2 separate regions of the Homo sapiens genome follow, and region 1 is linked to region 2. Evidence: read pairs that join two places in POLR2A ChIA-PET (ENCODE). Cell type or tissue: Panc1. All regions are shown on one strand. Region 1 has its middle 300 kb from the start of MIR4422. Region 2 overlaps MIR4422HG (MIR4422 host gene).

Region 1 (2,500 bases), 300 kb before region 2:
CTGGATGTCTGCCTCAGCCTATTCCTTGACCAAAGCACATCCCCTTACCTTACAGTGTGTTAGCAAGGACGAGGGAGCCAAAAATTCAGGTATCCATTTCTATCTTTGCTCCTTACAATCTGTGTGCCTTTAACTTTTCCAAGCCTCATGTATTAGTTATCTATTGCTGAATAACAAATTAGTCCAAAATTTAGCAACTTGGAACAGTACTCATTATCTCACATGGTACTGATGCATCCAGAATCTAGGAGCAGCTAGGCTGGATGGTTCTGGTTCAGGGTCTCTCATGAGGTTGCAGTTACCCAAAAGTTTGACAACAGCTGAAAGATCTGCTTTCTCAATGGCTGACACACATGGCTGTTGGTGGGAGGCCTCAGTTCCTGGCCACAGCCCCACAACATGGCAGCTGGCTTCCCCCAGGGCAGGTGATCAAGAGAAAGCAAGAGGCACCAACACAGAAAAGTAGTATTTATAACCTAATATTAGAAGTGACATATCATCACTTCTGCCATATACCACTGGTCCCACCCAGGGACAGTGTGGGAGGGGACTACACAATGGAGTGAGTACCAGGAGGCAGGACCACTGGGGACCATCTTGGAGGCTGATAACCTGTTATGGCTTTCCTCCAGGAAGTCCTCCCTGACCATCCCCTCACAGAGATCTGGCCTTGTGTGTGCCCTTCACATGGTACTTCACAGATTCTGTCAGCAAGAGCCATCAGAACTAGGGGGAGGGAGGCAAGCCACACAGTAGGGAGGAGACAGCAGGGTGAGGTCTTAGAGACTAAACAGACAGGCCCTGAGAAGACATCAGGCTGAGGATCACCTGCCATGGAGCAGGCATGGCACATGCTCCCCAGACAGTTCATTTAGCTTTTCCAGCTCCACATAGAGGTAAGAATTCTTGAACTTGTTAAGCCTCAGTTTTCCCATATGCACAAGAGAGGTAAGTTACTTGCCTAAAGTCACAGCAGAGAGCCCATGCCAGGGCTGGAATTCAAACCCAGGCCTGTCTGATGCCTGTGCCCTTCCCTAGTGCAGCCTGCCTCTTGGAGGGAAAGCTACCTGGGCCAGCAAGCCGAGCACTGCGCCTGGAGATCAGGGTGACAGGTAAGAGGGGTGAGGTCTCGAGTGCCCACCTAAGGAGGTAGGCTTTTTCTTGAGGCCACTAGGGAGCCATTTGAAGGTTTTAAGCAGTGTAAGCAGTATGGACTGATCAGTGTTTCGAAAAGATCATTCTGGCAGAAGCATAGAGATGGATGGATGGGGAGAAACTGGATCAGTGGTTCTCAAACTGTGGTCCCAGACCACAGCTTCACCTGGGAGCTTGTTAGAAATGCACAGTCTCACCCCACCACAAACCCACTGAATCAGAAAATCTGGGAGTGCGGCCCATCAGTTTGTTTTCACAAGACCTGCAGGTGATTCTAATGTTCCCTAAGATCTGAGAACCACTGGACTGGAGGTCACAAAATCAGCTAAGAGTTTGTTAAAATACTTTGAAGAAAAAAAATGATAGATGCATAAACCAGAGCAATGCTGATATTAAATTACCAGCTTTAGCCTGGGCAACAAAGTGAGACCCCCAACTCAACAAACAGCAATAACAAGAAAGCAGGGTGTGGCGACAAGCACCTGTAGTCCCAAGTGCTCAACAGGCTGAAGTTGGAGGATCCCTTGAGTCCAGGAGTTCAAGGCTGCAGTGAGCTACGATCCCAGCACTCACTCCAGCCTGGGGAAAAGAGTGAGACCCTGTCTTTAAATAAATAAATAGACTTTATGTCTTATTTAATTTCCATTTCCATTTAAATCATGTGTAAATTATCAACAATGATCTTGAAATATGTAAATGATGATTCCCATTTTTCAGATGTGGAAACTGGGGTTCAAAAGATATTGCAGCAAAGGTCACATATCTACAGGATGACATTGCAATTTCTCATCCAAACAGGAACACGTTCGAAAGGGAAAGGAGATGCTAATATTCATTCCACAGAGTCAGTAGGGCTGAACTGGGACTGTACTAGGCAAACCAGGATATAGGATCAGCTTTCATATACAAACTATGAGAGAGCTGGAATGCAAATCCAGGACCATATGTCTCCAAGTCTCCGATATCTGTGCCCCTCCATAATCTGCCCCCAGAATCTGCTTCTTTGCTCAGCCTAGAGAAATCAGGGGTCTGGGGGACCAAAGTTTTGGATGATGCCCACCAGGGTTTCTCCTGGAGGACTGAGACAGATGGGAGGGAGTGACGCAATTTTTGTCCATCTGCTCCTTGTTTAGGTCTGGGCAACCTGACCTGTTTTTACTTCATCTTTAGTCTGAAACATAAGCAACATGTCACAGTTTTATTCGGAAATGTTACTAAAGGTCAGAGCAAAAGGGAGCATGTAAGGCTGCCCTGGGCCCTTCTCAAACTCTCTCCAGAAGCAACTATGGGCTTTGATGTGCTGCAGCCTCACTCGAGGGTCTTAACAAGCTCTTCTTGGTTCTCA
Region 2 (2,500 bases):
GAGACCCAAGTATAAACACAAAAGTCATTTGTTTTATACAAATCTTATTTTTATTTATTTACTTATTTATTTCTTAGACAGAGTCTCACTCTGTCGCCCAGGATGGAGTGCAGTGGCGTGATCTTGGCTCACTGCAACCTCCGCCTTCCAGGTTCAAGCGATTCTCCTGCCTCAGCCTCTCGAGTAGCTGGGACTACAGGTGCGTGCCACCATGTTGGCTAATTTTTTTTTGGTATTTTTAGTAGAGACGGGGTTTCACCATGTTAGCCAGGATGGTCTTGATCTGCTGACCTTGTGATCCACCTGTCTTGGCCTCCCAAAGTGCTGGGATTACAGGCATGAGCCACTGCGCCCAGCCTTTAAACACACCTTATACACCTAAGCTGAAGATAATTGTATTGACTGATTGATTGATTGATTGATTGAGACGGAGTCTCCCTCTGTCGCCCAGGCTGGAGTACAGTGGAGCAATCTCAGCTCACTGCAACCTTCACCTCCTGGGTTCAAGCAATTATCCTGCCTCAGCTCCCGTGTAGCTGAGCTCACAAGTGTATGCCACCACGCCCAGCTAATTTTTTTTTTTTCAGATGGAGTTTCACTCTTGTTGCTCAGGCTGGAGTGCAATGGTGCAATCTTAGCTCACTGCAACTTCCATCTCCTGGGTTCAAGCGATTCTCCTACCTCAGCCTCCCAAATAGCTGGGATTACAGGCGCCCACCACCATGCCTGGCTAATTTTTTGTATTTTTAGCAGAGACAAGGTTTCACCATACTGGCCAGGGTTGTCTCGAAGTCCTGACCTCAGGTGATCTGCCTGCCTTGGCCTTTCAAACTGCTGGAATTACAGGTGTGAGCTATCACTCCCTGCCTGAAGATAATTTTATACTAGGTCGATGCAAAAGTAATTGAAGTTTTTGCCATTGCTTTTAAAGGCAAAACCTCAATTACTTTTGCACCGACCTAATACAAATTTTTAATTTTATGCATGAAACAAAGTTTGTATACATTGAACCATCAGAAAGCAGAGGTGTCACCATGTGAGCTACTGATATGGACAATCTGTGATTGTCTGGCATCATCATCATTCCTGTCTCTGAATATATATGCTACCCATAAGCAATTTTTTTCTTATACCATTCACACTTAAGTACTTAACAGTAAAAAGTATGGCATACCCTTAATACAGTGAAAAAATAATGTGTTCAGGGTACCTAAATAGGGCAGTATCATCCCCAGAATACCTATATTAGCTGTTAAACAACAACAATAACAAACAATGGCAGGCTTTCAGTTTCTACCCATGTTTTGTCTGCAATCCATCACATGAAGTCAAGTGCAGAGTTCTCCACTTGTGGCATCACGTCACCACTCAAGTTTTCAAATTTTGGGGGCTGGGCATGGTGGCTCACACCTGTAATCTCAGCATTTTGGTAGGCCAAGGGAGGCAGATCACTTGAGGTCAGGAGCTTGAGACCAGCCTGGCCAACATGGTGAAACCTCGCCTCTACTAAAAATACAAAAATTAGTTGGACATGGTGGCAGATGCCTGTAATCCCAGCTACTCAGGAGGCTGAGACAGGAGAATTGCTTGAACCTGCAGCAGAGGTTGCAGTGAGCCGAGATGGTGCCACTGCACTCCAGCCTGGGTGACAGAGTGAGACTCTGTCTCCAAAAAAAAAAAAAAAAAAAATTCAAATTTTGGGCTGGGTGCAGTGGCTCACACATGCCTGTTATCCCAGCACTTTGGGAGGCCGAGGTGAGAAGATCACTTGAGCTCAGGAGTTTGAGACCAGCCTGAGCAACATGGTGAAACCCCATCTCTTAATAAGAAGACAAAAAAGAATAAGAAAATACTTTTTTTTTTCAGATTTTGGAGCATTTCAGATTTCAGGTTAGGAATGCTCAATCCATATCTCTCTAGAATTCTATACTCCACTGGCTTTTAATTCCTCCAAATTGCTTTATTCTCACCCACAACAGGACCTTTGCACATGTTGTTCCCGTTCTTTGGAACTTTCTCCCTTCATTTCATATTCCTTTTCCTGGCTTTCCAACCTTACGTCAGATTATAGTTTGAACGTCGTCTTCTCTGGGAAAATTTTCAGTTTTCCTAGACTTGGTAATTACCCCCACAGAGGGCAGAAATTTGCCCCTTATATCCTGAAATTCCCCCATCAAAGCGTCTATCATGCTTTATGACTATTATTTGTCTATTTCCCTTTATTATAGACAGTAAGATCCAAAGGGGTAGAAATTGTGTAATGTTTTTCTCACAATTGTCTCCCTAGTCCTCAGCCTGGCTCAAAGTAGATATTCAATCTATAATTTGAAAACTTACTTATTAACAGTAGAAAACCCTCAGTCTTCAAGATAGTTCATCATACCTTACTTCTCTATGTAGCTATTTTTTTCTTTTCCTTTAGAACCTTTCTAGAGAAAGATGTATGGGAATTGAATGTAATTTAAATTTTTAAAAATCCTCTCAACATTTTCTAGATTTT

The links. ChIA-PET counts read pairs that join two places held together with the same protein. Peaks named below come from ENCODE experiments on the same cell type or tissue, not always from the same donor. Only the 100,000 strongest peaks of a DNase experiment are listed, where the experiment ranks them.
Region 1: POLR2A ChIA-PET joins it to region 2 with 7 read pairs; 1 of 35 experiments calls an interaction of 5 or more read pairs at or near these places.

What each region holds. Positions count from the first base shown.
Region 1 is chr1:55,519,938-55,522,437 of GRCh38, reverse strand. No RefSeq gene overlaps it. Among named protein-coding and RNA genes, the nearest start is that of MIR4422, 300 kb to the right of the region's middle. In Panc1, no CTCF peak of the experiment used is centred here; no DNase peak of the experiment used is centred here; H3K27ac peaks cover 487 bases.
Region 2 is chr1:55,218,028-55,220,527 of GRCh38, reverse strand. The region is part of intron 1 of MIR4422HG (MIR4422 host gene); the gene reads right to left. Among named protein-coding and RNA genes, the nearest start is that of MIR4422HG, 1.4 kb to the right of the region's middle. In Panc1, no CTCF peak of the experiment used is centred here; no DNase peak of the experiment used is centred here.